4 separate regions of the Homo sapiens genome follow, and regions 1, 2 and 3 are each linked to region 4. Evidence: chromatin loops called from intact Hi-C (ENCODE). Cell type or tissue: ovary. All regions are shown on one strand. Region 1 overlaps ANTXR1 (ANTXR cell adhesion molecule 1). Region 2 overlaps ANTXR1 (ANTXR cell adhesion molecule 1). Region 3 overlaps ANTXR1 (ANTXR cell adhesion molecule 1). Region 4 holds the start of ANTXR1 (ANTXR cell adhesion molecule 1).

What was found. Hi-C counts contacts between places; a loop is a spot of excess contacts. Peaks named below come from ENCODE experiments on the same cell type or tissue, not always from the same donor. Only the 100,000 strongest peaks of a DNase experiment are listed, where the experiment ranks them.
Region 1: it touches region 4 in a loop (2.3-fold over the local background); 6 of 110 quality-filtered maps call a loop at or near these places.
Region 2: it touches region 4 in a loop (2.3-fold over the local background); 6 of 110 quality-filtered maps call a loop at or near these places.
Region 3: a loop joins it to region 4, with 7 times the contacts of the local background. A loop is called at or near these places in 3 of 110 quality-filtered maps.

Annotation. Positions count from the first base shown.
Region 1 is chr2:69,196,202-69,204,201 of GRCh38, reverse strand. All of the region lies in intron 17 of ANTXR1 (ANTXR cell adhesion molecule 1), which reads right to left. It overlaps LOC124906019 (a long non-coding RNA gene), which reads right to left. Exons shown (of 2, transcript XR_007086799.1): 1 at 1-8,000. Among named protein-coding and RNA genes, the nearest start is that of MIR3126, 97 kb to the right of the region's middle. RefSeq lists an enhancer at 6,390-7,589. In ovary, no CTCF peak of the experiment used is centred here; a DNase peak (open chromatin) is centred at 3,833; H3K27ac peaks cover 3,540 bases.
Region 2 is chr2:69,121,493-69,129,492 of GRCh38, reverse strand. It overlaps ANTXR1 (ANTXR cell adhesion molecule 1), which reads right to left. Exons shown (of 18, transcript NM_032208.3): 11 at 6,407-6,476; 12 at 4,850-4,928. Among named protein-coding and RNA genes, the nearest start is that of MIR3126, 22 kb to the right of the region's middle. In ovary, no CTCF peak of the experiment used is centred here; no DNase peak of the experiment used is centred here.
Region 3 is chr2:69,059,976-69,067,975 of GRCh38, reverse strand. The region is part of intron 3 of ANTXR1 (ANTXR cell adhesion molecule 1); the gene reads right to left. Among named protein-coding and RNA genes, the nearest start is that of MIR3126, 40 kb to the left of the region's middle. In ovary, no CTCF peak of the experiment used is centred here; no DNase peak of the experiment used is centred here; H3K27ac peaks cover 2,012 bases.
Region 4 is chr2:69,008,452-69,016,451 of GRCh38, reverse strand. It overlaps ANTXR1 (ANTXR cell adhesion molecule 1), which reads right to left and starts at 3,273. Exons shown (of 18, transcript NM_032208.3): 1 at 2,801-3,273. The coding sequence starts at 2,952. In ovary, CTCF peaks have their summits at 3,226 and 3,427 (motif pointing left); DNase peaks (open chromatin) are centred at 2,661, 3,191 and 3,421; H3K4me3 peaks cover 3,002 bases; H3K27ac peaks cover 1,745 bases.

The DNA of each region.
Region 1 (8,000 bases), 190 kb before region 4:
ATTCTGATGATTCTTAATTGAGGCCCATCACGGAGATGCTGAATGTCCCTCGAGATGATCTTTTTTGGTGCCATCAGCTGGAGGAGCAGGCCCGCAGAAGCCAAGTGGCTAGACATGATCATCATGCTTAGACAAAGTAGCAAACCTCCTAAAATATTACACACTTGGGTAAAATTCTGACCCTAGAGCTAATCCCTACCTCCCTCAATCCTGATTTTGTTTGGAAGGGAAAAAATGAGGTCGGAGAATTTGAACAGGGTTGCTTTATTCCCATCCCTGTCTGGTTCAGCCTTAGCATTTACTTCTCTGTTTGCTATTTGCAACCTGATTCCAGGACTCGACCTTCTGTTGTTGCAGCTGTTTGGGAGATGAGACAATCTGAAGTTGAAAGTCCTACAAGTTGAAATTGAAAGAAGCTACAAAATGATGATGATGATGATGATGATGGTGATAATAAGGAGGAGGAGGAATGTGTGTGAATGTGAGTGTGTAATGCTTGTGGAAAAAGGGGGATCAGATTGTGAGGATTGGAAGAGAGGGAGAGGGAGGGGGAAAGAGAGAGGGAGAGGAAGATTGCTCAACCATAGCAATTGCTTTCATACGTATTTACTCAGAGACAGTTCCTACCATGGGAGAAAGAAGTTGGTGCAAAAAAAATCCCAAGATGGTATATTTTGCAGCATCAACTTTGGGTTTAACATCTCTGAAAAAAGTTAACTTTGCAGGTTTTGGGTACAGTTGGTTTTTGCTGTGGACAGAGAGTGTTTTGAACTTTTTATTCCTTAAATTCAGCTAACTCAGCCAAAAATTCTAAGTACTCATGTCCCCCTCCAATGAGACAGCAAAGGAGAGGCTTCCAAGGGTGAGAACTGAATGAATACTACAGAGAATTCAAACATCCAGGGAAGATGGCTGTGCCAGAATAAATCACACCCTCTAGGAACATTTCCTATAATTTGCTCTTTTTTCTTCCTTTTTCTTAAAATGATCCGTTTCTTACAAAAATTTATAAAAGGTCAGGAGACTTTCCCTCCAGATCTGTTGGGACCTTATACCTGGTGTCAGATAGGAATTCTGAAGATGTCCATTTACACAACATAAAGAGCTAATGTAAACTTAATTGTTTATTGTGCAAGAAAAACGACTTTCATGTAAGACTTCAATATGTAGATAACTTGGTTCTTTTGGTCATTGCTGGTTTGAACATAAAATAATTCTGAGAAAAAGTTTTTCCTACAGGTTAAGAGGTAATTAAAATTCTCTGAAATCAATGGCAGTTTTCAGGGAGAAGGAAGGGAAGAAAATAAGCTCCCATCTTTTCAAATTATTTATACCTACCATTTTATTTAATCCTGAGACATTCACTCTGGAATGTGGAGAAGTGCTGCCAGCATAGGAGCAATGGGGTTCCCAAGGTGTGGCTGTTTCCAGGAGCTCCAGTTCCAGCTCCTCCACTCCTCCAGCCACATCACAGGGAGAACAGAGCCCATCACTTCCCACAGGGATGTCCTCACTTCCTGCCCTCTCACTCATACCTGGGATCTACAACCCATGTCACTAAGGAGGACTGGCACTTCCTCCTAAGCCCTCCAACCCCTTCTCCTAAGAGTTCCTGCAGTCTAACAGTGAGTTCTTGTCTTCAACCCCTTCCTCTACTGGATCTCTGCCACACGCACTTAATCACGCTCAAGTCTTACTAAGACAAAGAACTCTTTCCAATTCTAGATCTCCTCCAGCTACTGCCTTGGCTCTCCCTCCCATTGTTTGTTAAGCTTTGCTCCCAACCCCATCATCCCACAGAGCTCGGGTCACTAAGGGCACCATAACCTCCTTACTGCTAATCTTATTAGATGATTGCTCTCAGTTTGCATCTTAATTTCCCATCACTTGACACTCCACCCTCCTCCATAATGTATTATTTTCCCTTGGCTTCCATGACCCCAGACTTTCCTCTTACAACTTCTCTTTCTCTTGGCTGGTCCTTCTTAGTCGTCTTCTTGCTCTATTTCTTTTCTCCACCCTGACTTAAAGGATGTGACCCTCAGGGTTCAGTGCTTAACTTCTTCTCTCTACCCCTCTCCCTGGTTTCCCCTCTAGTCACATTGGTCTCAACTGCCATGGCCAATGACTCTCAGATCTTTGCCTGCAGCCCAAAACTCTCACTGGAGCAAAACTGCCCCCTGACTAGGGTGAGGCATGCGAGGTGTCTAGGGCACAAAATTTAAGGAGGCATGTACTCGCAGGTCCCTACTTTCACACAACCCTGACAGTGAGCAACCCAGAGAGTTCCTGCCCTAGATGCCTTCATGCTTCCCCCTGGTCCTGACCTGCTGCAGGTCCTTTTTGTTTGGATGTCCCACAGGCACTGTGAACTCCACAAGTTAAAAAGTGACGTCCTCATCTTCCCTCGCAAAGCTGTCCTCATCCTGGTGAATGGCAGGCAGCACAGTCAGCAATGTCGCTTGGGCCAAATCCTGGAGGTCCTCCTTCACACTTTCTACCCTCTCATCCTCTACACCCAGGCAGTTACCAAATCTGTGATTATTTGCTCAATATCTTGTGAATCCAAGCTGTCTTCCTTGCCCACCACTCTGCACTTCAGGGTGCCAGCCTCTCTCACTGCCGCTATGTCCACACTGCAGCCAGTGCGACCTTTCTAAAATGCACATCCGATTGCGCCTCTGCTTAAAACTCTTGCAGTAAGTCTCTACTGTCCTCAGGGTGGAGTACAGCCTCGTCAGGCTGGCAGAGCAGGCTCCCACGGCCGGCAACTCAGGTTCCTCTTCACCACAGTCCCTCCTCTCAGTGCCTCCCACTCTGTCCTCCTCTGTACCCTGCTCCTTGTGTCTCCCTGAAGGAGCCACAGTCTCACCTGCAGATCTGTATGCAAGCTTCCCTGTCACTAGAATATTCTACCTCCCCAACTCCATTCCCCCTTCTTGTCTTAGCTTAAATGTCCATTCAAGAAGGCATTTGGACTCCAAGGCTGGTGAGATGCCTTTCCTGGGTATAGCTCCCACACCTCATGTGCTCAGCTCCATCACAGAGCCTTTCACACCAGGCAGTGTTTGGGAGCTTCCTGTTTGTCCCTGTTCCTCGAGGGCAGGGACAGGGCTCATTCATTAATCTTGAATATCAAGCACTAATACAGTGCTCATTGGCTCTTAGAAGACATCTAACAACTATGGGTTGAATGCATGAAGGAGTTCAGGAATCCCTAGTGTTGACTTTCAAGTCTGAAAGTCCTAAATTCAAGCCCCAGACCTCCTTACCAGCTGTGTGTCCTTGGAAAAGTTAGTAATTTTCCCTGAGCCTCAATTTCTGTTCTTTAAAATGGAGATCATCATTACCCCAAGTTACTGTGAATGGGTTTATGCTTCTGTAAACATTTGCAGTTCATACAGTGCATGACACTCTCTTCTCTTGCACACCATACATACATACATACATACATGAACTCCTGGAAGCCAGAGTTTAGTCCTCTGCTAATGGATATCCCTAGTGCTCAGCCCAGAAATGGATTCTTAGTGGGAGTGCAATTGGTTTTTGTTGAGGGAAAGCAGCCATGGCAGGCCTTAGAAATTGGCAGTGAACAGGGAAAAGAAAAAAAGGAAAGGGGTTAGAAGAAAGAGGGAATGCAGGAAATGTGAAGGAGAGAGAAGAGAGGAGAGAGAATGCAAGAGTGCAGACACTTTCTCTGAGGCCTGCTACAGGAGGCTTATCTGCTTTAGAAGGACTGGGCAGAGGATAACCTCTCTCCTGGAGGATAACCTGCCCAGGCTATTCTCGCCTCTGCGACAGTAGGGAGACATGGTGCCCATGTGACTGGCCTCACGCCCTTATTGGAAACAGCTGGGGAGGATTTCACAACCTCTGAGGCTTCAGATGAGTTTCAAACATTGTTTATGTACATTTACGTGTGTGTTTCCCTGGGTCTCTTCTGGTTGCAAGGAGATCCAGGCTTGCAAAACAAGCCCTGAGTGAGCTTTAGTATTTTGTTCTTGCAGATAGTAATGGAATGTACCGGCCTCCTGATGCCAGATCTGAAAACAGATGACATCCAAACCCAGTGGGTTCTCTGGGAGCACGTGAAGTGGGATGGAGTTCGATTTGGAGTAAAAGTGACTGGGGAGGGCTCAGGCTGGTTGGTAGATGATTGAATTCCATCCAGAAAAGACATATGAGGCTGAGTTCTATTTTCTCTTTTCCATCTTCTTTACTCAAGCAGTAGCAATGACATGGCAGCCTCAGTCTAGATTAACCATCTTCCTGATAGGAAAGGGACTGTTAAAAGCCCATGAAGAGTGTGATCAGCCTATCTTACTCTTGGGGTTTCTGAAGGAACATGGGGAGTTGCCTTTAAATTGTTTCAAAAAGGAAAGAGAAGATGCTGCCCTGAGTGAAAAAGAGGGAATTGGACCACCTCACTGCTTCTCAACCTTAGATGCCCATTAGAATCACCTGGGGAGGCTTTGTGATTCCCAGGTGATCCTATAAGTGCCCAGACCTCATCACAGAACAATTAAACAGAACCTTTAGGGGGGGACCTTGAAAGCTCTCTAGGTGATAACAATGTGCAAACACATTGAAAACCACTGGAGTCCACGCTCTGATCTCTGAATTCCCTTATGTTTCTGTGTTTGAAATTAGTAATCTAGGAACAGAATATGTGAAGATGGGAGATTTCTTCACAACTCACTGAGGCTTAATATTTAGATTTAAGGTAGACTAGTTATTCTCCAGTTGTGTCAATAGGTGCTCTATGGAGAAATATAGAAAAGGGGCGGCTTGGTGGCCAAAGCAGTATAGAAATATTGCCTAGGACCCCAGACTCTCAGGGTGAGAGGTACTCTGAAGTTTGTTTGGTTCCTTATCTTACTGGTTTTCAAAGTGTAATCCCCAGACCAGCAGCATCAGCATCACATGGGAGTTTGTTAGAAATGCTAATTCCCAGGCTCCACCCCAGAACTTCTGAATCAGAAACTCCGAGCATGGGTTCAGCAAGCTGTGCTTTAACAAACCTTCTAGGTGATTCTGATGCTCAAGTTTGAGAACCATTGATCTGCTACAGGAATCCCCTGTGTCCTGGCCTAGTGGTTAATTTGTCTTATCCGTGTTTGGTAACATTAGTTACCTGGAGCATTAGTCTCTGGGGCAGCCCGTTGTGTTGTTGAAACTTGCATCCTTCAATTCTTTCTGATGAAATTTGTTTCCCCATTGTTTCTACCTATGGGGCTAGCTCTGTTCAATGGGATGGCCCAGAGTAAATCCAAGTCACTTTCTATTAATACATCCACTTCAAGGCATTCAAGATAATTTTCTAGGACTTCTCATTTAATATAACATATGGCCCATAGCTTCCAAAGGAGCCTTTCCCAAATCTACACTAAAATACTCAGGAAGATGCAGAAAAGGTGACAATTCGCATTACCATCAAAAACAGACCGAGGGGGTGGAAGTGTGGAAGAAAATTTTTGTGAAAATGTATGTTCTCTTGAAGTAGGGGAGGCTTCTCTAAATTTGAAACAAAAGGCAGGAATCATAAATATTTATAGATTTGACTGTAAAATTGTAGAAAACTTGAATATATTTCTAAAAAGTTAAAAGGTAAATGGCAAACTAGAAAAAACTTTGGACATATATTACATGGTTAGACTTTAAATGTCATAAGGATTAAGTACCACATACTTAATGCAAGCACAGGATCTGATACATAGTAGGCTTTCAAAACATTTGATTAATATATGAATGAAGATGGGTTAAGAAAATGATCACAGGAAACCAACACTAAAATATCCAGTGGAAAAATGAGCCAAGTCAAACCAATTGACAAACGAGAAAATAAACATTAAAAAAATCGTTCTACCTCAGTAATAATAAAAAATACAAATTAGCACCTATCAATCAAATAGGTACGTTAATAATATTGAGGAGCATCTGGGGAGATGGGCGTTTCATAGGGGGCTAATGTGAGGGTTAATTTGTATAATCTTTTGAAGGGCAATTATTTGGCCATTTGTATCAAAGCTTTAAAAATTTGCACACTATTTGATCCAGTAGAAAGCTGGACCTTTTATTCTAAGGAAACATTTGTGAATGTGCACAATGATTTGGCAATAAGGATACTGACTGCAGCTTCATTTATAATAATAGATACTTGAAAATCAATCTCCAAAAAGGGAAGATATGCAATGTAATATGACATGGTCATTAAAATGATATTATTCAAGGATATGTAGTGACATGGAAAGATTATTCCTTGACAATGGTGACGTGATAAGAAACAGCTTGCAAAGTGGAATGACACGCCATATCATCATGGACCAAGTAAGTTAAAAAGCTCTCATGACCCCTTGAAGCGTTCTTTCTCAGAACATTCTAAATTCCTTCAACCATTTGCCCTTGAAAGATGAGCAAATTTTCTGAACTCAAAGAGTGGCCAAGCTGTGCAGGAAGCCTTGGGGACCATCCTGGACCATCCTGGGACAGAGGTTCTAACTTCCAAACCTTCTCACCTAGGCTCTGTCAAATGTGTTCTGCTTGGGCAATGCCCCCTTTCAAGCATGAGTCTGGCCAGCAACTTTTTGTATTTACAGGAAACTGTGGGAACAATGAACAATATTACCAAGCTAGGTTCACTCGGTAGAGAGGATGGGAAAGGCATTCCAAGCAGAGAAACCTAGCAAAGGTACAGAGACACAAAATGTCCTGGCATGTTCAGGGCATGACCAGCAATTAATTCCACGTGCTCAGAGCCCATTTGGAGGTGATGAAGGAATCTGGGGTAAGTAGCGTATGAAATGGAAAGGCTTGCCTTTCTAAATCAAGCTAAGGATTCTGGGTTTTCCCACAGTTTTTGCAAGTCTGAAGTGGAGGCATGGTGTGTTGAGGTTTGGTTTTACAAGGAGCACTGTGGTGGCTACCTACTGGGAGCAGGGGACACCATGTGCTTAGTAAATTTTAACAATCTTAGAATCAGATGTGCTACTGGTTTGCTATTTAGGTGGTTTCCTTTGGCACTTTCCCTTTTAAGTTGGCCCAAGCATTTCCTGGTGGGCTCCAAGGAACAATGGGACCATGAGCCCACCGCAGGCAAAAAGAGGGAGACGGGTGATGGCAGATGGAAAACACTCGTGTTCCCTGCTGCCACCCCTGACCTGGGGCTTGGATGGTTCTGAGGAGGTGGGTGCCAATCCCAGGGAAGGGCGGTGGCTCTAGGCTCTGGCTCCCTGAGCCCCTGCTCTGTGCTGAGCTGGAGGCCTTTCAGCAGCCTCAGAGGCTCTGTTGGTGGGCTTGTGTCTGCATCTGGAGGGCTGGGGTGGAGTAGCTGGGGGGAGGATGAAGGAGACAGGAACTAAGGAGGAAAATTTGCCAGGTTTCTGTGAGGTCAACATGTGTCTGAAGCAACTTAGAATGTAACCGAGAATGCAATTAGGTGATTTTTGTTTTTGTTTTGTTTTAAAGAAAAAATTCAGAACCTGTGACTCTTGTTCATGAGCACATGCCTGGATGGAGTCATTTTGAGTTTATGGAAAATGTGGTCAGCTCCATAAATCAGTGCTGAAGAATTCTTACAGACTCACCACCATGCAAGCAAGGCAGGCCTCTCTAGTGAGTCTCCTAAGGTTATGCAAAACAAAACAGAAGAAGCATATAGACAGAGCTACAATATTGCCCCCCCTGCCTCGCCTGGAATTCTTTCCTGAGTAGCCATAGGCAGCTATGAATTCTGGTTCTTACCTCATCTGTGACCTTTCTTGTGTAACTCCATGTGTACATCGTGTGGCTGTTGCCACGGCAACAAGGACACAATTTTCTGTATCGATTTCTCTCATGTATCTTATTTTAGCAAGACTTCCATAAAGAAAGGGCACTTAAAAGTAAACTGGATAATCATAATTTGTAACAGTGTTGAGAGTGTGTTCAAATGTATCCAAATTCTTAAGCTTCTTATATCTCAAATCTATTATTTTGCATGGCTGGAGAATAAAAGTTCAAGG
Region 2 (8,000 bases), 110 kb before region 4:
CGTGAGACACCACGCCCGGCCTATTATACACTCTTTTATATGCTTGTTGGACTCTTTCTCCAACTGGATTTTAGGCTCCTTAAGGACAGTGACTAGGAGACACAGTAGGAGTTCAAGACATACTTGATTGATTTCTTGATTTTTGGACACTTTGGGTGGGAAATAATAGAATTTTTAAGTACCTAAAAGAAAACAATCTTCATGAAAAGTTCTTTATGTTTCTAAAATTTGCTTGCTTTGTTCAAAAGGACAAATCTCTTTTCAATACTTTACTGAAAGCAGCACTATATTAGTAATTTTCTCAACTTCTGGCTGGAGTTTGGTGAAGAAAAGTGAGGCAGTTAAGACTACAGAGATGGGTGTATTTAAATATCTGGTGAGAGAGGACTCTGGATGTTTGACCATTTTCTATAGTCATGGAGCTCACCAAAGTTTACCATTTGTATAGGAATGTTTTAGCTCTTGGACGGAAAAATCTCTTTCCTGTAAAACTCCATGGAATTTCTGCTTCTGGCTCAGGCAACAGTTATTCATTTGCAGACCTTGAAAACTTGTGACACAGGTGTCCAAATGGGCACCAAATAAAGTGAGAAAAGAAAAGTCTCAACTACATATTTTAAAAATATTTTTGGTTCCAGGTGATGAACTGGGCAGGCTGTGACTGGCATTGACAATATCCGTTTACTCAGACCCAGGGGATCACTTTTGATTGAAAAACCTTGTCCTCCAAACCAGCTTCCCAAGAAACAAACGAAAGTCCAAGACCTTACTTCATATTTTGGATACCCACACGTTCCACCTGCATCTCTATTTTGCCCAATGATAGTTTCAGCCTTTAATTTGAGTTGCTGTGTAGGACCTGGTTGGGGACTGGAGTTTTATGTTTGAATATGAGGCCCCTTTTCTGGATGAATTTGGCCATCTCTTCTTCCCCCTTTCAATCACCTGGGCTTGGTCTAGTGATAAACATGTACCCCCGGATACATGTTGTCTCAGAGGAGCCCCTTGGTTATAATGAGACTCTGAATTAAAGAGCCAGCTCTCTAGGAAGAATCTCAAATTAGTTAAAACTTTTTTCATTAAGCTTCCACTATAAAACAGCTAATAATTACTGAGCACTTACTACCTGCTAGGTCTTCTGCCAAATACTTTACAAATATTATTTCATTTAATCTTCACAATACTGATATAAATTTTTTATTATCTTAGTTTTATCGATTGGGAAATTAAAGCACAAAAGGGCTAAACAAATTTTTTTTTTTTTTCCAGAGATGGAGTCTCGCTCTGTCACTCAGGTTGGAGTGCAGTGGCATGATCTCAGCTCACTGCAACCTCCGCCTCCCATGTTCAGGCTGATTCTCCTGCCTCAGCCTCCAAAGTAGCTGGGACTACAGGCATGTGCCACCATGCCAGGCTAATTTTTGTATTTTAGTAGAGGCAGAGTTTTGTCATGTTGGGCAGGCTGGTCTTAAACTGGCCCTCAAGTGATCCACCCGCCTATGTCTCCTAAAGTGTTGGGATAACAGACATGAGCCATGGCACCTGGCTAGGGGCTAAACAACTTATTAAGGTCACATAACCAGTACACAGCAAAACTGATTCCCTGATTGTTCCCCCTCCTCCCTAAGTCTTCTTCTCCCTCTGTCTTCTTCCTGTCTGGCAGCTGATGGCAACTCCATCCTTTCAGTTTCTTAGGCCAAAACCCTTGGGACATTCTTGATTCTTCTCTCTCTCTAAACCCTATATTCAATGCTTTGGAAAATTCATTAGCTCTGCTTTCAAAATAAATCCAACTCTGACAACTTCTCTCCACCTCCATTGCCCTCCCCTGATTCAACCCATCATCACCTTTTGCCTGAAATATTGCCATAACCCTCCTAACAAGTCACACTGCTTCCATCTTTGTCTCTGTCTGCCTTCAGCCAAGTAATCTTCTAAATATAAGTCAGACCATGTTTTCCTCTGCTCAAAAGCCAAAGTCCTTCCACAACCCTGCACATCCTATCCCCAGGCACCTCACTGCCTGCTGCTATCCTGAGAGGGAATAAGGACAGCAGCAGGCGTGGAGATGCCTGGGGATGGCACCTCCCTGCCTGCTCTTCTGTGAACACCAAGGATCGCTGGCCACAGGGTCTTAGCATGAGGGCTCTTGGTTTGGGATATCCCACCCTTCCCCACACTCCCATAGCCTCATGGTTAACTTCCTCACTATCCAGGTTGCTACTCAAATACCACCTTTTCAATGTATCCATTACTCTATTTACAATTGGAACCTACTCGCTTAGGTAGTAGGAAATCCTCTCACTCTCCTCTAATTATCCTATAGCATCTATTACCTTTTGCCATAGCATGTAGTTTGTTTACTATGTTTATAACTCATTGTCTTCCCTTCCCCCATCACACAGGTATTTTTATCTGTTGCATTCTCTGATATAACCCAGGCACCCAGAGTGGTACCTAGCACATGGTGATCAATAAATATGTGTTGAATACATGATTGAAAGAACTTGGATCACAAATCTTAGAGTGGTTATAATTTTGTTGTAAACGAATACAGCATTCTCACATGAAAATGGAATAATGCAGAATATATTATGAGGTGGTCTTGATCAAGGGTCAAGTGAAGAGAAGATTTAGTGGCATGTGCTCAGATGAGGGAGATGTAAGATGTAACTGGAGGCTGCCGTGGGTTGGGAAGGTGTAGTGGGACTCAATGGGAATTCTTCTAATTTTGCAATGCATTGGCAAGGACACCTTTTCTTCTTAATTAGAGGCCCATGATTTAAAGTTGTAGCCCTGTATTTGCCATACCACAAGTTTAGTCCTGAGATGTCTTCCCTTCCCACTTCCTCTGCTCTGTGGTCTCAAGGGCAGTGGCTGTTTCTTGGTGGTATGGTCAGACATAATGAGAAATACAGATCCAACTGTTGGATCACTCAAAAGCTGGCAGGAATCTGAAATGGAGTTATTTGATTTAGAGTATTTTAATCATTTCCTGCAGGTTGGCAGGTCCCAGAAGGGTCAATTTTCAACAGGATCAGGCAGGATACACTTGAAGAAATTTCAACACTTCTGCATACAGTTTTTAAAATTTGGTGGTGTCCTACTGAGGCCTACAGACTGAGGGTTGACCAGATGTCTGAGACATGGACATTTCTCAGTGGTAACACTTCTCTGACACAATCCTAGTTTCTTGCTTTGGTCAAGTAAAACTTTCCCATCATCTGTACCTTTACAATGGGTTACCCTGCTTTCAAGAAAATTGGTTTGCTCCTAACACAAGATGAAAATTGGTGTTGGGGGCATTAGGAGGGAGACTGTTGTCCATCATGAGGACTGGCTTCCTGTTCTTTTATGATAACCCATTTCTATATTATCTACATTCAGTGCATGCCTGCTCTTTCTTATCCAACTGTGATGGTATTAAGGACACAACTCCAGTTACTGAGAGGTTCTAACAACACAGCTTCCAAAGGCCAACGAGGAAGTGACTATAGTATAATAACTTCCTAAGCTGACCATCAGGCCAAACATTAGTTTCTAGAATGAGCTAATGGAGAAATGTATTCAGTTAAAGAAACTGAATACGCCGACAAAGGTTATTTTGGAAATGCTCATGTTAGGGGCTGATGTCTTTTTTTAATTTTTTTTTTTGAGACAGGGTCTTACTGTCACCCAGGCCGGAGTGCAGTGGTGCAATCTCAGCTCACTGCAACCTCCACCTCTCGGGCTCAAGCCATCCTCCCATCTCAGCCTCCTGAGTAGCTAGGACTACAGGTGTGCGACATCATGCCCAGCTAATTTTTGTTTTTTTTGTAGAGATAGGGTTTCACCATGTTGCCCAGGCTGGTCTTGAACTCCTGGGCTCAAGTGATCCATGCACCTCAGCCTCCCAAAGTGCTGGGATTACAGGCCTGTGCCACTGTGCCCAGACAAGGTTGAGGTCTTGACACAAGCTAACTAAGCCCTGACTGCCCCCTGACAGGCTGAGCTCTGAGACATTGACAGTGGGCAGGACCAACTCCAGAGGCTGACGGGTTCTCAGTCACAGCTGCACATGACAACCTCCTGGGGATGCCGTGGAACCACCAAAGCTAGGGCTCATGCCAGAGGCTTAGGTTCAGTCAGTCTCGAATGCGGTCAGGGCACCAATCTTTTTAAAAAGCTCTCCAGGTGATTTTATATATAGCCAGGAATGAAAACTACTTGATGCGAAGGCTCCAGAGAAGGGCTATCTGAGGAGCTGGGAGAGAGAATGCAGTCCCCGCTCTTGCCTCACAATCCCTATTGTAAGGGCTCCTTCCCCACTCTCTCTCCTGCTTCATCAGTTTTCCATTTTCTCCTGGATTATTTCCACAATAATAAGCAAGTTGCAAATTCTCCCATCCTAAATAAAATGACCTCCCCAAACTCCACATTTTCCTTCAGCTCATACCCATTTTCCTGCATCCCTTTAGAGATGAACTCCCTAAGACGTTCTTTCTGTATATGCTGTCCAATTCCCTTCCGTCCATTCTCTCCTAAACCCACTCTATCTGGGACTCCACCCTCATTACTGCACAGACATAGCCCATCTTACCGTCTGGTCAGGCCAGTGACTTTAGATCTCCCCTTCAGCAGAAATGGGGAAGCTGGAGAACTTAACACAGACATGCCTGATACACTCTGGGGTACAGCACACCCCAATCCAGCCTGGGGCTGGTGGAGCAGTGCTGGGATCAAAGCTCAGCAAGCAGAACGAAGAACCAAAAAACTTTCCAGGGTACCTTTGGAGAAGATTACTGCTTAAGAAACGTTGATAGTGACAATGATAATGAGATCTTTAGTAAAGGGAAAGGTTATGACTTACACAGTGTGTGGTGGTGATGATGACAGAACTGGAGATAAAAGAGAGGCCATCGTTCATGCTGACCTGGAGTGCAGCTTTCCTGCAATGACAACAAGGGAAGCAGACTCTCAGCAGGGCGTGCAATGAGCAACAGGCTGAGAGCCAGACACACAGGACTCCTTTGGGCTCTGCTCTTAAATACCCTTGAGACTGGAGTCTCTTCTCCAGGGGAGGAGGGGTCTGAGTTTCCTCTTTTGTAAAATGTCGGGGGTAGTCTGTATAGCCCATCCTCCTTTAAAGTTTAGAGAAGTGTCAGGATATGCTTGGCTGGTATATTAAGGCAGTGCATTCAGACGTTCCGGCATTGCAGTGAGTGGCATTGAATGGGCAAAGCTTACTTTCATTTAACTTGCTTGTCACATTGTAGTTGGACAAAGTATTCTTCAAAAATAGTCCAAGTCAATGGGGGTAGACTGGGCTAACTATAAATGCAATATTCTGCTGTTATCTGGACTCTCAGTGATTTGATGGGGGTGGCTTTGTTACCATTCAACAGACTCACAGAAGTAAAGCAGAAGATGCATTTGTCTTCCATCTCTTCCCACTCTAAGACACTCGCTGGAAACTGACCTCTTGTTTTGTTGCATTTCGCAGCATGGACACTGAGCTAATTTGTGAAATCAGTGGCATCACAGATTGATGCTGGGCAACCAGAGTTGGAGGTTTCACAATATGAACACACGATTGAAGGCAAAATTCAGATGAACAAGTTCAACTTTTTTCCCTTAAAGCCTCCATTCTTTGTCTAGCCTATTATAGACACGGTTTTGGAGAGGTTATTTTTGTTGTTATTGTTCTCTGCACCAGCATTGCCTCATTTCCCATGTATTTCTTTTCTTGCTCAGGGTGCCCATTCTCTTTCTTCTGTTGATGGTTTTGATCTCATCTCACTAGTGCTTATTATAATTGCATCACCATGAGATTTTCCCCTATAAATTAGTTCAGGGAATTTTTTCCGGTCTGGGTGAACATCCGATGCTGCGCAGAGTCAAGGAAGGAGCACCGTGTGGGACATCAGAAGGCGTGAGTCTGGGGTCTTGGCTCGCCATGAACCAGCCATGGCCCTACTTGGCCTTTCTGAGCCTCCCTTTCTCTAAGGAGGAGATAACAATTATCTAGCGGGGCAATGGTGATGACAGAGCGAGGTCAAGTGTGTGAGAACTTTCTAGAAGTGTAGGTGTGATTAAGCCAGACAGACCTTGGATTGAGCCCAGCTCTTCCACTCACTGCTGTGTGACCTTAGGCAAGCTATTTAAAGTCTTGCAGCCACAGTCTCTATGTCTGTAAAACTGGGATAGTGGGAATACCTAGTTAATGGGGAACCTGGGAGAATGAAGTGAGATACTTTGTAAAACACTTATCCTGGCGTCTGGGTCACTGTAAACACTGGCTCCGTCATAAGCTGGAGGAACCTAGAGAAAGGCTCCACTTTCTCTAGATGCTTTCTTTTCCCCTGTCCCCGTACACCTCCTCTCTCTCTTCCCTGGCTGGGAGGTTCAGTTGCTGGTGAAAACTTACATGCCAACTTCTTTTAAGATAGGCGCTGGACACAGTAAATAAGTATCTTCCACAGAAAAGGGCTTCTCATCTGCAAAAAGGAAATCACTGGATTAAGAAGAGGGAGGTGAGTTTATAATTTCAAATTCAATGACTTCTAGAGAACATCAACCAAGTCCAGGGAGATACCAAAAAAACAAAAATCTTTTTGAGCTTAAAAACTTAAGCTGTACAGCAAACTATCGCAAGGACAGAAAACCAAACACCGCATGTTCTCACTCACAGGTGGGAACTGAACAATGAGAACACCTGGACACAGGAAGGGGAACATCACACACCGGGGACTGTTGTGGGGTGGGAGGAGGGGGGAGGGATAGCATTAGGAGATATACCTAATGTAAATGACGAGTTAATGGGTGCAGCACACCAATATGGCACATGTATACATATGTAACAAACCTGCACGTTGTGCACATGTACCCTAGAACTTAACGTATAATAATAATAAAAAAACAAAAACAAAAACAAAACTCTTGAGCTGTAAAACCCATTAGCAGTGAACTCAAGTGCTCCTGCCTGAATCATAGCTTCCTGTGGTATGTGCAGTTGAGTCAACTGGTGAGAAAATAGTGAGTGAACTCCTAGATAGAGCAGGAATCACTGAGGGGAAACAAGAAAATATTAGACTGGTCCTAAGGAGTTCCACGTCTAAGGGTAGTTGGAGAGATAAGCCATATTTGTGGAAAAAGTTTGCTGACAAATGACTTCACCAAAGTATCATTGGGCTTCATAAGACAGGAAGCTTCCTGTACATGGCTGTCATAGTCAGGTCTTCGGAAAGCACAAAACATGAGCTATGCTTTTGTGCAGAGATGGGGAAGAGACATTCTTGGTTGGAGGAATGGCATGAGCAAAGACAGGGCATACTAAAGGCATGTTCCAAGGTAGGATATAAGAAGAATTTGAAAAGATCAGTATAGAAAGTTTGGTCAAGTTCTTTGAGTTAGCCTGAGGGATTTGCACAAAGTTCTGTAAGTTATAGAAAGAACTTTGGTGGGTTTTTGAGTAAAACTGAAGTGATGATTTTGGAGGTCATAGCAGATGTAGCTGTAGAAGGTGAATCAGAGTCGGGGACTCTTGGAGTAGGGAAGTTCTTGTGCTTCTTCTAATGGATGACCAGGAAAAAGCTTAAAGTGGCTTCAATTCAAGCTCACTAAGAACTTCATTGTATCCCAGTTTCTGGGGCCAGAGACAGGGTTGAGAAGTTATTATACTAAGTATATAATAGTCATCCCTTCAAGCCTCAGCTTTGATTGGGTACATGTGCTGTACAAAAAGGCTGTGGTAGGGCCTACAGGTGAAATGAAGATGAATAAGATCTATGTCATTAATCAGGCTGTGACTACAAGTTCCTATAACTAGAAGATACAAAGGAATACATATATTATTAAAGGATAATATTCTGCTTTTGTTGTGACACTGATGTCGCTTATGATATCTGCAAGTCATGACTGCAGAATATAGCTGACATTAAACTCTTGCCTGAGTGAAGGTTAGGAAGCTGCCTGGGATGGGAGATAGAGGACACATCTGAGTGCTAAGCACAACGTCCCCA
Region 3 (8,000 bases), 52 kb before region 4:
ATTCTCTAGGTTGTATTTCTTATATTACCTCTAATATTCCAATAAATCCCATCAAAAGGCATACTTTAATTTCAAACTCTGTTGTTTGGTAATGAGAAAGGGCATATATCCTGGAGAATAAAGATGAGAGCAGTGTCCCCCACCAAGGCCATGCTGGGGGCAGTGCATGGCACCAGCAATCCCCAGGCAGGGGGCAGCTCTGCCCTGTGAGTTGCCAGTTTCATGAGGGTCCGAGCAGCAGAGCTAGTGGCAAGGGGACATGACGGGGAGGCTGGGATAGGAAAACTGGGGTCTGTTTGTGAGCACACAGAGGTGGCACCATGGAACCCCTCATAATAGCTGGGGGGCACTATGGGGCAGAGGGATAATTTCTGACAGTTAGGTGAGAGACGCTTGGGCATTAAAAGTAAATATGATCTAATTCTTTGGTCACAGACTAGTGAAGTCTGGGACATTTGGGTAACACTAAAAGTGGAATATTGTGTTAAGACTTGAGATTTAAAAAGAGAGCAAAAAAAAAAAAAAAAAAAGGCTTCTTGGGGGTGTGGAAATATTTGCTTGGCTTCACTGTATTTTTTCCCTGCCAAATAAAGTCTGGGAACTGGGATATTTTCTCTAAGCCTATTTCCCTTTCTTTACAAGTATTTTCTTGACTTTTTTTTTTTTTTTGTACCAGAACAACCAAAGGCTGTTTTGGAAAATGTCCTTATCCTTGATGCTTTGTATCTGGCAAGATATGAACTCACTAGTTGCGAGTGGTGATCACAACCTCCCCATTATACCACCCTTGCTGCTCAAAAGATCAAATAACACATGGCCCCATCTCCCTACTCTCTGCCCTTCTTGAAGGACCCACAACATCTAAGCAAACAAAATGGATGGTTTCATAGGAATTGTGGGTGTGTTTTAGTTCTGGGACAACAGCACTATTAATAAGGGTCTATTCTTATTTTCTCTTGGAAACTGAAGGAGATTGGGAGAAAGATCTTTTAGGGGATGATAAGAACCTCTCTGAGGACTTGGTTATTTCAAGTGAAATGTTATCTTCCTGGGAAATGAAAGAGGCAGGGAATCCTATGAAGAGAGGCTGCTATTACAGAGCCCCTGTTTTCCTTGGTGGTTTCACATGTCTGCCAGTGTTCCTACTTAGAAGCTAAGGGTTTTAGGCCATTTGTTTTGTGTTCCTTTTGCAACTCCCACTACACTTAATGATTGACCTCAAGCAGGTGATTGTCAAATGAATGATTCCAGTTTGGGTGCATTCACCCATCATTCATTAATGGCCACTGCTATTTGTTGAGCATACACCATGCACCCAGCACTCTGCTGGTTTGTAGGGGTAGAAGGTGGGGAGAATCAGTCACAATGTCTTCTGGGCTTTCTGTTGTTCTAGGAATTGCTCTACTCTTCATGATTACTCTCTGGGATTCTGGTTGTGTTATGACAGTTTGATAACATTGCTGATGAAAACATTAAAAGATGAACACGTAAGAAAAAAATTAAATTAAAAAAAATAGCTGGGCATGGTGGTGTATGCCTGTAATCCCATCTACTAGGGAGGATGAGGCAGGAGAATCGCTTAAACCCAGGAGGCAGAGGTTGAGTGAGCCAAGATCATGCCATTGCACTCCAGCTTGGGGAACAAGAGCAAAACTCCGTCTCTAAAAAAATAAATAAAAGAAAGAAAAAAAAATAAAAGATGGACACACATAGAATGTCAAGAAGTGCTTCAACAAGCCTTTATCCCAAGTATTCTACTGAGGTTTCCACTGCAAAATCTCCCTTAGGATTCTGCAATGGCTATCATATTTTGGTTCTATAAAAACAACCTCCATCACCATCCAAAAATAACCCAATATCAGCTCTGCATTGTCAACTTCCTAGTCTTCTTGTAAAAGAGCTTATCATCTCTGGTACTCTTCCTTCTTCTTCTTTATTCTGAATTTGTTTTTGTGGATCTAGTTTACACCTGGTATCATTTTCCTTCTGTGGAATTGGACTCTTCTCAAATGCTTTGCAGTTGTTGCCTTTGGTTCTCAACTTACACAGTAAACACCTATCACTATTTATTACCACTAATGCCACTCCTGGAACATTCCCAGATGGCCTTATGGCTCCAATTGTTGACTATAAGAAAACAGTGTAGTGAACAGAAGAACACAGATTAATTAAAGACATTTTGCTGTTATTTTAGGAGTTATGAAGTTCTACAACCAATTGTAATCATTTGTTTACAATGTATATAAAACAGTCTCTTTGGGACTTTTACCTAAGCATAGGCCAAAATGATTAACATAATATCAAGATGCATGCTGAACCAAAGCTCCTCTTGTGTACTTTTTAGTGAAATACAATTTATACACAGTAACATGCCCAGATATTTGTTCATTTCCCTTATAATTGTTGAATATATTTCTATAAAATTGTTTATAATATTCCTTTATTATATTTTAACATTTGTAGGATCTGTAGTAATATTCCCTTTCCTGATATTATCTGTAAGTCGTATTTTCTCTCCTTTTAGAAAAATCACTTTTTTTTTTTTTTTTTTGAGACGGAGTCTTGCTTTGTCACCCAGGCTGGAGTGCAGTGGCACAATCTCAGCTCACTGCAACCTCTGCCTCCCAGGTTCACGTAGTTCTCCTGCCTCAGCCTCCTGAGTAGCTGGGACTACAGGTGCGTGCCACCACACCTGGCTAATTTTTTGTATTTTTAGTAGAGATGGGCTTTCACCATGTTAGCCAGGATGGTCTCGATCTCCTGACCTTGTGATCCGCCCGCCTCGGCCTCCCAAAGTGCTGGGATTACAGGCGTGAGCCACTGCTCCCAGCCCAGAAAAACCACTCTTACCAGTGGTTTATCAATTTATTCTTTTAAAATACTCAACTTTGAGCTTTGTGATTTTCTGTATTATTTGTCTTCTTCTATTATATGTCTATTTTCAATTTTATTGATTCACTTGTTATTATTTTCCTTTCCCTACTTATTTTGAGCTTAATAAGTTCTTTTTACTTTTTCATTGGTTTTAAATCATTTAATCTTTTCTTCTTTTCTAAGAAAAACACTTAAAGCTATACATTTACCCTAGGCACGTGACTTTAGCTGCATCCCACAAATGTTGATATGCTGGGTTTTCGTTCTTTGTTGGATACATTTTCTAATTTCCCTTGTGATTTTTCTTTAACCCATGGATTGTCTTTGACACACAGACTTTCTTCGATAACTTTTTATCTCTAGTAAATACTTTTTATGTTGAAGTCAGCTTTGTCTAATATCCATTCTAACTTTTTATGATTGATGCTTGCACAGTATATCTTTTTCCATTCTTTCACTTTTAATCTATCACCATATTTATATTTAAAGTGTCTCTTGTAAACCATATATAATTGTATGTGGTGGACTGTTATACTAATGTCCCCAAAGATCACTCCTCCCACTGTATGGTCCCTGTATGGTCCCCTCCCATACTGGCTGTGCATGTGGCCATGTAACTTGCTTTAGCCCACAGGACATCTGTAAATATGACAAAAACTAAGGCTCCATTAGCACAAGAATATTGGAGTTTGTTTTGTTGGACTGTTGCAGCCACTGTGAGGGAAAACCTGGTCTTTTCAACTACTTGAGAAGGAAGGACCATATTGAGAGAGAGATCTTCAGCTGTTCCAGAAGCATTGTATTTCCCAGCTGAGCCTAATCCCCAGCTGAATCCTATATATAAGCTGCATAAATAAGTCCAGGTGAAATCAGCATAAGAAATTATTGTTTCAAGCTATAATATTTGGGGTATATTTTATGCAGTAATAAATCAATGATATGCTGGATCTTGCTTCTTTAGCCAGTGTGACATTCTCTGCCTTTTATCTGGAATCTTTAGTTCATTTTATATTTAATGTAAGTCTTGGAGTGGTTGGGTTTGAGTCTACCATCTTGCTATCTTGCTATTTGCTTTCTAATGGTCACTTCTGTTCTTTGTTTCTTTCTCCTTTCCTATATCCTTTTGCATTGATCATGTATTTTTTGGTATTTCATCTAGTATCATCTATTAGCTTTTAAAAACATAAAGCTGTATGTCTTGTCTTTTTTAGAGCAGTTGCTCTGCGAATTATAATATGCATCCTTATTTTATCACAAGCTACTATAAGTCAGTATTATGCTACTTCTCACAAAATAGAAAAACCTTTTAATATTATATTTCCATATAGTTCCCTCTTATCCTTTGTGTTATTATTGTCATACATTTTATTTCTCTGTTTGTAACAAATCCAAAAATAGTGTTATTTCTGTCTTAGTCAATTGTCTTTTTACAAAATTATGAAAAGATAAAAAATAACCTTTTATATTTACCTAAATATTTATCATTTCTGGTACTCTTCCTTCTTCTTCTTTATTTTAAATTTGTTTTTTGTGGATCTAGTTTATACCTGGTATCATTTTCCTTCACCCTAAAGAATTCCTTTAGCATTTTTTTTAATAGCGCAGATTTGCTGCTGATGATTCTCTTAGGCATTTTCCCCCTTCTGAAAATGTCTAATTCTGCCTTAAATATTTTAACTGGATATAGAATTTTAAGTTGATTTTTTTCTTTTATCTCTTTAAAGATATTGGACCTTCATTCTCTGGATTGCATTTTTTTTTCCTAATAAAAAGTAAGTTATTTTTTTAATGTTGCTTCTCTTTAATATATCTTTCCTGCCTTCCCTCTGGCCGCTTTTTAGATTTTTCAGAAATTTGACTATGATGCACTTAGGTGATGCTTTCTTTGCATTTGTCCTGCTTGAGGTTCTTTGAGCTTCTTGGATCTGTGTGTGGATCACGTTTGGTATTCCAATTACACAAATACATGTTATCAAGTAGTATAGATCACTTGATATTCTCCCATAAGTCACAGGACTGGTTCATTTTCTCCCTCCAGCCCTCAGACTTTTCCCTTTCTGTCTTTCAGTTTGGATATTTCTATTCACTTGTTTTTAAACTTATTAATCCCTTTTCTGTGGTGTTCAATCTGGTTTTAAACCTATCTGATAAATTTTTTATTTCAAATAATGTATCTTTCAGTTCCACAGTTTTCACTTGGTTCTTTCTTTGAGTTTTCTTTTTTTAATTTCTGATCACCCATATCTTCCCCCCCATTGTATTCACCTTTTCCTGTAAATTATTTAACCTATTTATAATAGTTGCTTAAAAGTCCCTGTCCATTAATTCAAATAACTGAGTCATCTGTGGTTTGTTTCTATTAACTATGTTTTTCTTTATTGTGAGTAATATTCCTCTGCTTCTTCCCATTTTTCATAACAGTTTACATTTCAGTCACTGAGTATAAAAAAAGCAGTGGAGACTTCGGTATAATATTGATTTGTGTTGTTTACTCACTGCAGAGCATAAGGCTTTTATTCTTTGTGAGCTAGGGCGAGGGGCTGATCATTAGATTCCTCCTTGAGTCAGGGTGAGCTTGGGCTGGGCTGCACCTTTTGTTAGATTCATGTTCCCTGTTATTAGGCCAACTCCTGGACTTTTGCCCTGCCCTGCCTTTGTGATCTTCTCAGTATTTGAATTGGTAGATGGCTAGGTGCAGCTTCAGATATTTTTGCTTGACCTTTGTATTTCACTCTGGTAGGACTCCAGAATCCAAGCACAATGAGAATCCACCTAATTATGTGATTTATCTCTACTCTGCAGGCAATTCCTCCACTGCTGCTTTCTTGGAAAAATGCAGAAATGTGGGTGAGGGGGGATAACTTAGGCTGAGATATTTCTTTTTCATTTCAGATTCTAAAGCCTCCTTCTGGCACACATGTTTATGTAAGACTCAGCTGACTTTTCCTTATCCCTGCAGAGTGTCTGTCTATGGCAGACCCACTCCTCCAATTACCCAAACCTAGACCACGCATCCACCTTTAAGTATGGAAGCTTCTGCAGAACCTTCTCTGCTTAGCTATTATATAAAGGGTTTGTTTCTCTCTAATTCAGTTAATCAGTGCTTCCTGCATCTCTACTAGCCTCACGGAAACATATGAATTTTATTTTGTCTGGGCTTTTCTGGTTGACCATGGAAATGAAGGCTTTTCACATCTCTGAATATCATAAACAGAAGCAGACATACTTTACAGTTCTTTTCTAAATGTTTGTGACTACACATTTGTCTCAAATCAGAAAGAAAAATACTAGATGCTGATTACCAGCATACAAATACACTCTAGTATCTCTTATCTTAAAAACATTTTTTAAAGTCCTCTTTGATCCCACATCTCCCTCTAGCTACTGACCTATTTATTCACATCTCTCTATATGACACAGCTTCTTGAAACTTGTCTCCTCACTCCTTGTCTTTTCTGGTGGAGTCCTTCTTCAAATGTTTAGTGATCTTTGGCTGTCTGTCCATATCAAATGAATGAGACTAAAAGCCTTGTTGGAAGCTCTGCATGCATGGTGGGCATGCCAATTGATGAATGACCAGCTTTTTTTTTTTTTTTGGCAGTTGTTTTTTGTTGTTGTTGAAGACTCTCAAATATCATTTTATGTGTATGTATTTTTCCCTCTAAGACATTTATTTCTACAGAGAAGTAGTTTTCAAACTCTTTTCTTAGATTTTAAGTCTGAAATTGGACAAGGAAGAAGGCTGGAAGTAGCAACATTTGTTTTGCAGATGTCTCTATAATTTCTCTGTGCCTGGTGTCCCTGACTATGAAACCATTCTTGTGCAATTTTGTCAGAAAATATGCTTCTCCTCTCTGGTGGAGGTAAATAAGGGGTAATTTTCAAACTCTAGTGGGAAGGAGGGATGGTTCTGAAGGTTGAAGAGCTTTTAAACAATCAATATTCCAGTTTTCACTCTCTAACCCTTCCTTGCCTTTTGCAATATCCAGGTTTTGAGCTTTCTAGGATTCTACAAGGCTACATGGTTTGTTCATCTTCAGTATTTCCTTCCACAGGATTATATTTGACTTTTCTCCACAGTGCCATATCATTTGCCACTCTTCCTTCCCTTCTATTCTTATATGTGGTGTTTTTATGGTTTAAATATTTCTCAGTTTCCTCAAAGATGGTCTTTGTGCTTTTGTTTCAAGTTTTCCTGGTTTGGGGTTGGTTTTTTGAAAGAAAGGGGAAAACATCTTAACTTATCAAAATATTTTTATTTATTTTAATTTAAAAATCTCATTTTAAAGTTGGAAGTCCTCATTTTTTAACCCACTCTGCTCTGACTTTTGTCTCCACAACTCTGCCTCTGCTGAAACTGCTTCTAGCAAGGCCCGCTATGTTACCAATCCAATGGTCACCTCTCTGGCTTCATGTTCCTCAACCTCTTTCAGCATAAGACACAGTTGATGTCCTTCATTTAAGCAATGCTCTCTTCTCTGAAAGATTTGAGAGTAGATTTGTGTTTTATGGCATGATTTCCATTACACCATACTCTCTCCTTCTACCTTACCACCTGTTCTTTCTCACATTTCTATGTAAGTTGTTCCATCTCATCTAGAACTCTAAAGATTGGAGTTCCAGCTCCAGAACTCAGTAAGATCACCCATCCTCACATCAGCACTGTTTTACAAGGTCACCTCATTCTTCCATGACTTCAGAGCCAAACTCCATCAAAGAAGCATGAGCTTTGGAGGAAGACAGACTCGGGATGGAAATCTTATTCTACCAAGTGCTAGGTATGTCAGCTAACCTCCCTGAACTTTAGCTTTCTCAAAGTAAAACAAAGGTGTGGAATGCTAAGATCTACCAGATTTCTTCCAGCTTAGAATATTGCATCTGATTTGAACTGGGAACAAAAGAGCAAGCAGAAATAGAACCTGGGTATCTTCTGGGAACTGGAGAGGCCACACTTGGCAGACAGGAATAGTCCATGATGTAACACAGGATCCAGTGCAGAGCCAGAAGGGAAGCTGACAAAGAGGAGCCCATCAAGGAATTTTTAAAGGTTGCAGCATAAGCTGGCATAAAAGACAAGAGGGATGGTTTAATCACAGGACAAGATGAATTTGTCCAAACTCTTCTTT
Region 4 (8,000 bases):
ACAGCACCTCCATAAACATACATGTAGGTACTTCTTTGTGACTATTTGGATTTTTTTTCTTTAGGACATGAAATTGCTCGATGGAAAGGAACACCCCTCATTTTTTAAAAGCATTTTATATGTGTCGCCAAATTATCTTCTTGTCTGCACTATCCGGTATGGTAGCCACATGTGGCTATTAAAGTTCAAATTAGTTAAACTTATATAAAATTAAAAATTCACTTCCTCAATCGCACTAACTACATTTCAAGTGCTCGAGTCACATATGGCTAGTAGCTACTGTATTGAACTGCACAGATATAGAACTTTTCTACCGACCTAGAAAGTTCTACTGGACAGCGCAAGTCTAGAAAGACTGCACCAATTTACATTTTCCCTAGTAAGAAATGACAGTGCCTATCTCCCACAAATTGGCCAATACTGAATATTGTAATTTTTAAAAAAGTTTTTGCCAACCTAATAAAAATCATATTGTTTGATTTTTTCATTTCTTTGATTAATAACGACCTTTTTAGTTCATTTATTGACTCATATTTTTTTCTCTTGTGAATTATGCACTTAGGCTATTTCCTATTGGGATTTTGCTTTTACTGCTTTTTATATATGAAAATCAATCTTAAGAGAGTGATTTATGTGGCAATAGTTATTGTAACTTCTTATGTTTTTTCATGGCTTATTTTTCATTTATAGAAGTGTAAAATTTTAATATATTCAAATCTCTATTTTCCTTTATGGTTTCTTCCTTATCATGTTTTAAAAGCTCTAAACCTAAGATTACAGTAATATTCATCTAAATTATCTTCTAGTTCTTTGATCATTTCATTCTAAATATTTAGATTTTCAACCTTTCTGAAATTTATTTATGTGTATGGTTTGTAAAGTATAAATCTAACCTTTTTCATTCTCCATGTTATCAATCACTTGTCCAGGAACCATTTTTTTTTAAATTAATGAATCATTATATACTGATTGGAAATTCCACTAAATGTTTACATGTGTTTGGATCTACATGTACTTGTCTTTTTAGATTTTCTACTCTATCCACCTATTCTTTGGCCTTTACCATCCTGTTTTTATTAATTTACATTATAATACATTTTAATATTTGGAGAGAGAATATGGCTTCATTATTCTTTTCCAAAAATGTTTCAGCTCTTTTTACCTGTTTTTTTTTTTTTTGCTAAGATAAGCCTAGAATCATTTTGTTAAATTCTTATCATCAAAACAAACTCTTTCAGAACTTTGACTGAAAAGTTGAATTCAATTTCTAAATTAATTTGGGGAAAACTGGTTATCTCTACAGTATCCATATCTCTATAGTATCTCTACAGTCATCCATTCAGAGACATGGTGATTCTGTCCCCCTTTTTTTTTTTTTTTAGATTTTCCTGAATATCATTCTGAATTGGCTTTTTAAAAAAGCACGGAGGAGGAGCACCTCCGACTGTTTTCATGCACTGTCTCTAAGTCTGTGAGCTGATGCTTCCAGCCACTAGAAGTAACAAAAGAAATTCCATTCCTTAGCACTGGAGCATATTTTCAGTATCCACCTTCTCATAAATCTGCAGAAAAGAAATCTCACTTTTCATCCAAAGAATCTGGAGTTCAAAACAGCCTTTACGGAAAAATCAAACTCCAGGGGCAACTGCAAAGCACATTTGGTGTCTAGCTAGCCAGCTTATTTTGCAGGACTCTTTTTCCAACTCCTAAATACTTTCCAGTCTGTGAAATCCATCTCCCCACCACTGTAACAGCAAAGCGCCTCTCCTGGCACTGGAGAGCTCACTCAGTTTTAATGAGCACGGATCTTCTGTGAGGGGCTTTTTATCGTTGAAGCTGGTTTTCAGCAGATAGCATGAAGCTTCCTTGGGTGACTGTGGCTTGGCAAACTTATGCGGATTTGGGAAGTGCTTCATTGGTCAGAATTCAGCTCTCCCTTGAGCAAATCCTAAAGCCTAACCACTTTTTGCAAGGAAACCAGGGCTCCTGCACCTCCCTGGTAGCCCACCAGTCAAATGGCCAAGAGCTTGAATTCACTACATCTGGGGTACTCAAGTCGAAGGGGAGGGACATTTGGCAATGTCTGGAGGCATTTTTAGTTGTCACCACTAATAAGGAAGGAGTGGGGGGCGGGGGATGTTACTGGCATCCAGTGGGCAGAGGCCAAGGATGCTGCTAAACATCCTACAACGCGCAGGACAGCCCCCACCACAAAGAATTACCAGGTTTCAATCTCAGAAGTGCCAAGGTTAAGAAACCCTGCCTTTCATTCTCACTCAGTGCCCGGTGAGAAGTATGCATTACATGATTAGGAGCAAAGATAATGCCTTCCGTGGGACAGCGTTTCAAAACAAAACAAAAAAACAAAAACAAAAACAAAATGCGACGATTGGCTTTAAAATGCCCAAGCCTCTAACTTTAGGAGTGCCTGTGCCTGCAAGTTCTGCCTTTGGTAAGCAAGCCTTTCCCACCAACACGGGAGGGAGTCACAGAAACTCAGCAAGACAATAGCATCCTCCAAGCCCCTTGCCTGCTCCTGGGACACAGAAAGCAAGACAGAAAAGAAGTCTGTCCCCTTCCGAGCAAGCGGCGTCGCCTCGGCTGCGGGCTCTGGAGCCGAGGCTGGGAGGAGCGCGCCCCAACAAAGGCGCAGCACTCCGCCGCCGCCTGCCGCGCGGTCCCTCTGTGGCCCTGGAGATGCGCTCCTGTCCCCAGGCGACCCTGCCAACGAGCCCGGCCCGGGGCGAAAGCGTTTTCGCCCGCTTAGCCTGGGGTGGGGGGGACAACTCGCGGCACTTACTTGTCCAAAATGAAGTACAGGTCAAATCCGCCGTAGCAGGCTGGACCCCCATCCTCCCTGCGTCCCCCTTGCCCGGCGCAGATGAGCACCAGAGTGGCCAAAGAGAGCCACTGGAAGCCGATGCCGAGGGCTCTCCGCTCCGCCGTGGCCATGGCCCGCAGCCCGGGGAGAGCAGGGTCCGCTCCTTCCCACGCTCCGCGAACTCGCCACGACCCTCAGGGACGCGCCATCCGCGGGCCCTTCCTCGCGGGTCCTTTATTCCCCCTCGCTCCCTCGCAACTCCCCGGAAGCAATTGTCTGGAGGAGTTCAAGGTTTCCCCTCTGGTTTCCGCTCCGATGCTGTTTCTGGGTTTCGGGTTTCAAGGATCCCAATCCTGTCCTCCGCTTCTTTTAAAGGGGAGGGCTGCCTCGGTCCGGGGCCGCCGGGCAGCTCCCGAGGCCGCGCCGAGCTTTTGCAATGGAAGGAGTTCCGTCCCGACGGTTCTTTGTCCCAGATTTTAAATATGATGGGGGGGGGGGGGGGTTTCAAATTGTTCTTGGTGGGGGCAGTGCTTTGCCTTCTCTCCTTCCTCTCTGCCCCCCTTTCGCGTTCTTACGGGGAAGAAAGTTCAAAGGCTGCCACCTTGTGGACAAAGGCGGCGAAAGCACGCGTGGGACCCGCGGGAGTGCGTCGGGGGCGGGGGCGCTTCCAGGCTTCGCGTATAAATTTCCTTGTCCTTACCATTCTCATGTGAGCTGTGCGTGTTTTCTTACTCCTTCCTTCTTCCCACGCACTTTCCCTTTCTTTTTCCGTGACCGCCTCTCCATTCTCTGTAGTCCTTCTATTCCTTCTTTTCCTTCCCTATCCTGCATCTTTTGATAAGGTCACTAAACATTGGATGAGAATTTGTTTCCTCCAACCACGGTGACTCCGGCTCCCCAGGCTAGGACCTTTGCAAACAAACCATTGTGCAGATGAAGTAGGGGAAAAACGGGACCTTTGTGGTATGAGTCATCAGAGTGACCTTACATGGTCTTAGTCTGTCTGGACCATAAAAGAGACTGTTGGGGTCCGGTCTGAAACCATCACAAACAACCCCACAGAGTGTGGTACTTAGGGCTGCTCCCGGCATGGAACAGCTGAGCCTTCTAGATGGCCACCATCTCCATCTTTTAGGGATTCTATGATAATAGTTCTTCTTTTCAGCCTGTGAACTTTGACATTTTCTCTCTATCTTTGATTTAGGATGGAGGAAGTAAACAGCTTACAAGAGTAGAGACGCTCCAAGCAGTTTGGAATTGGCAGGGAAGTTCCGTGCTAGCCTCTCTAAATTGGAGAATCAGCCTCTGAGCCCCAGTTCCGAGTGGTACCCCAGTTCTAGCTTCCTATTGTCTTCCGCTCTGGGAGCCCTCAGTGCATATGCATGTACTGTTTTCCCAGGATTCTTCCTCCAGACACACATATTCCCCTCCACTTGTGTGCCTCCCAGACCCTTATACCCCAATGTGACAGTCCATGGTGGTTTCCCCCAACATGTGTACCATGGAATCTTAGTGTCTTGGAATGCTCCACTAACCAATAATCATGTTGTCAAATCAGCCTTGAAGATTTGTCATGCGTAGCACTGACCTGCCTCCAAAATGAACCCAGTGTTTCTCACCTCCTGGAATTCACACCCCTTCCACCTTGGGTGAGACTGACCTGTGAGTAATTAAGAAGATGGTGTGTGGCTTCTGAGGATAGGCCATGAGAGATGTTGTGGTTTTTCCCTTCTCTCTTGGATCACTCACTGTAGGAGAGCCCACTGCCATGTCGTGAGAACACACAAGCAGCCCCAAGGAGGGGTCCGTGTGGTAAGGAACTGAGACCCCTGCTGGCAGCCAACACCACTTTGCCAACATTGTGAGTGACCCATCTTGGACATAGGTTCCTGACATCCTGTGAAGCCTTCAGCTGACTGCAGCCCTGTCTGACATCTTGACTGCAACCTCATGAGAGATCCCAAACAAGAACTACCCAGCTAAGCCATTCCCTGATTCCTGATCCACAGAAATAAGCGAATTTTTATTAGTGTTTTAAGTCTCTAAGTTTGGGGGCAATTTTAAATATAATAAAAGATAACTAATATATGCCTAGTATCATATTAAAGCCTTGAGAATTTCTGTAGGAAAAAAATTGCTGAACTGTGTTTCCCAGACTTACTTGACCATGAAACTGTTGTTTCATAGATAAAATGTATTAAACCCATACTTTGGGAATTATTGCTCTCAGGAAAAAAATAATTGGAGGGAGATTAAAATACCCTAACCATCCAAGTCTTCCTCTTCCATGTCTTCTTTCTCCTCAAAGGATTGAAAACCCATGCTGACCCCACTGCAGCTCGATGACTTGAAAGACAGTGAGGAAATCTATAGAAATCAGATGGGTAAGGGAAAGCAGAAACACTGGTGGGAGCTGGTAAGAGAAGAAAAGGGATATGACAATGTGATGGAGAGAGTGTTTATGGGATTGGCAAGGAATAGGAAAGAGCTTGAATGTGGAAAGCGGGTGGAGGGGTGAGATGAATCAGGGAAGCATTAAGAATATCTTCTCTCACCGTCATGCCCCCAGGGCCGTCTCAAGTTGTTAAGAGTTTAGGTGACAGAGGAATGTGTTGAGAGCTTTACAGGCAAAATAGTTTAGGAAATTACCCCGGAAGGAAGCAGGGGGTGTCCTGATAGAGCTCTTCAAAGTTACAGACACCATTATCCAAGATAGATGAGGGCATAGTTCTTCCAGGGGTGGGAGGAGAGAGGATATTCTGTGGGAAACAAGGTTATGGGGAAGGGGAGAAAGATCAAGAGGCTCCTCTGGACAAAGATGGTATTTTCCAGGGCAGACAGGCAGTGAGAGGAATTCAGATATTTGAGTGTCCCAGTGCCTCTGCCTCTCTTCCAGGATTCTAGAAAGAAGTCCATCTCTAGATCTTAAAATGCCTCTACCCTGCTCTCCCTCCAGCCTGAGGAAATACATTCCAGGCTGCCTCTTCTACCTAGAGGGCTTTGTGCCAGCCTCACTCACTGTAGGGAGGTGTTCTCCAAACATTCTTGAGAAGTGAGCTTGAAGTTGAGCTGCAGAGATATGGTTATTCGCAGGGAGAGTTTAAATACGACAAAGATGTCCATAGTCTATAACAGTGGTAAATGAAGCCTCTTCTGTGATCCCAGCATGTTCGCTCAGCGGGGGATGTTGTCAGGTGTCAAAAATTGGCAACAACTTTTGCCTTTGTTTGTTAGGCTGTAGTGGCCTCATAATTAGTGCTTGTAGAGAAATGGGAGAGGTGGGTCAGTCACTGCAGGCTAGAAGGCGGCTTGGGGAGAGTCTTGGTGGGTTCCTGCTAGCATTTTCCAGAATGATTTTACAACTCAGAGACATATAAATGTCAAGATCTTCCTACACAAATGTTACCATCCTCTTGAGGTAATTCTCAGTGTTCTGACTTGATTGGGAGTGTCCTGGTTCCTAATGCCTTCCAAGGCCTCCAGTGTTCTGGAAGAGGTTGATCAGCCTTTTCAAGGCCTATAAAGATAGATACATGAGGTTTGGAAGGGACTCTTCTGCTTCTTTAATTCAAGGCAGTGGAAGAACGATATACATGGTGATGTTCAGCCTGTGGATGGATATTTCTGGACTTGGAGAAGTACAGGAGAAAATTAACCATGCACGTGGGAGCATTTGAAGGGTAACCTGGAAGCCTAGGCAGGAAAGAGTTTCTTGCAGGAAGAAGTAGTCAACAGAGCCATATGCTGTGGAAGTCAGGAGGATAAGCCCTAAGAAAACTCCAGTGATTTGGCACAAGTGTCACTGTGTCACAAAGGAGCATTCCAGTAAAGTAATGCGAACAATGTTAGACTGTGCTGGGTTACCAGGAAGCAGAAAACTCTCTTTCAAGAAGATAAGGGGATAAGGGGTAACTTGTAAATGTTCAAATGTTTTATTTGCCACAAGGAAGAATCCCAAGATATTCAAAGGTACCAGGAATTTCAAGGTCCCTGCCTTCCAAAAGATTGGAGAGTTTGTCTGACTAGACTGATTGTCTCAAGGCTTTAGTCCTGCACTCTGATCACTGTTCTACCTGAATTTACTAGGCTTCCTTCCTTGAGACAGTAATTATTAAATATGCCCTGCCTATCTACAATATCAGCCTCTTAGTAACTCGCTCTCTCTTACTTGCCCTCTACTTTCAAACACATGTGAGCGAGCCCTTTTCCCCGGTTGTCAAACACAAAGTTTACTGTCCTAATAATCTGTCAAGAACTCACTGGGCACTAAGTGCCATTTGTCTGCATTCTTAACATTTTAGAAAAGGTTCCAGGTAACCCAGACTACCCCAAAAAAATTTGAGTAAAAAACAATTTTTTTTCCCTAGAGAAGAAATATTTGCCACAATGTGGAAAAATCTGATACTCTCCATAAAGTTTTATGTCAGTCAGGTAGGTCCAGTGTTTTCCAGGATCTTGGAGGATCCTGTAGTCTCTGGGACCACCATAGGCAAAAAGTGAAGTGAGTGTTCCCAGAAGCAATTAATCATCTGGAACAACAAAGTGTCTTAAGAATCTGAATCAGCTGAGTATTGACTTTTGGTGATAGGGAAAGCAAAGATACAGTAATAAAATTAAGCCCAGGGGCAGAACCATAGGCTAGAGCAAGATGTCCTGATGGTATCTTATAGGTCAAGCCAGCCACAACTTCAGCCTAGAAACAGTCAAAACCTCTTTGAACTCAGCATCCCATTGATACCCTATCCAAAGCCCAACCAAGTCAACCTTAAAAATAAATTCAGTTCAATAAGTCCCTTGACTCATTTACGGACACTCCAAAACCCATCCCAAAGCCCTGCTAACACCTACTCCAATGCAGTGATGAAACCCATTCAACACAGGCCCAATCAAACTCTGACCAATTCAGAGCCCTGCAAAAAATCAGCCTATTTCCTATATCATTGTCAGCCCAGAGGCAGATCCTGTTTAATCTGGTTTGCATCCCAGCTCAGCTAAGGCCACACAACATCCCTGTGCATCTTAAGTCACAGCCAAGCCTCTGAAGAGCACATTCTTACCAAGGATCCAGTCAAGAGTAATCCATAGTTTATAACAACCTAAAACGTCCATTTCAGATGCTCAAAAGGACCCAAAGACTTGCTGAACAAAAAGTTCGTTTCATTTAGACCAGAGACCAGGC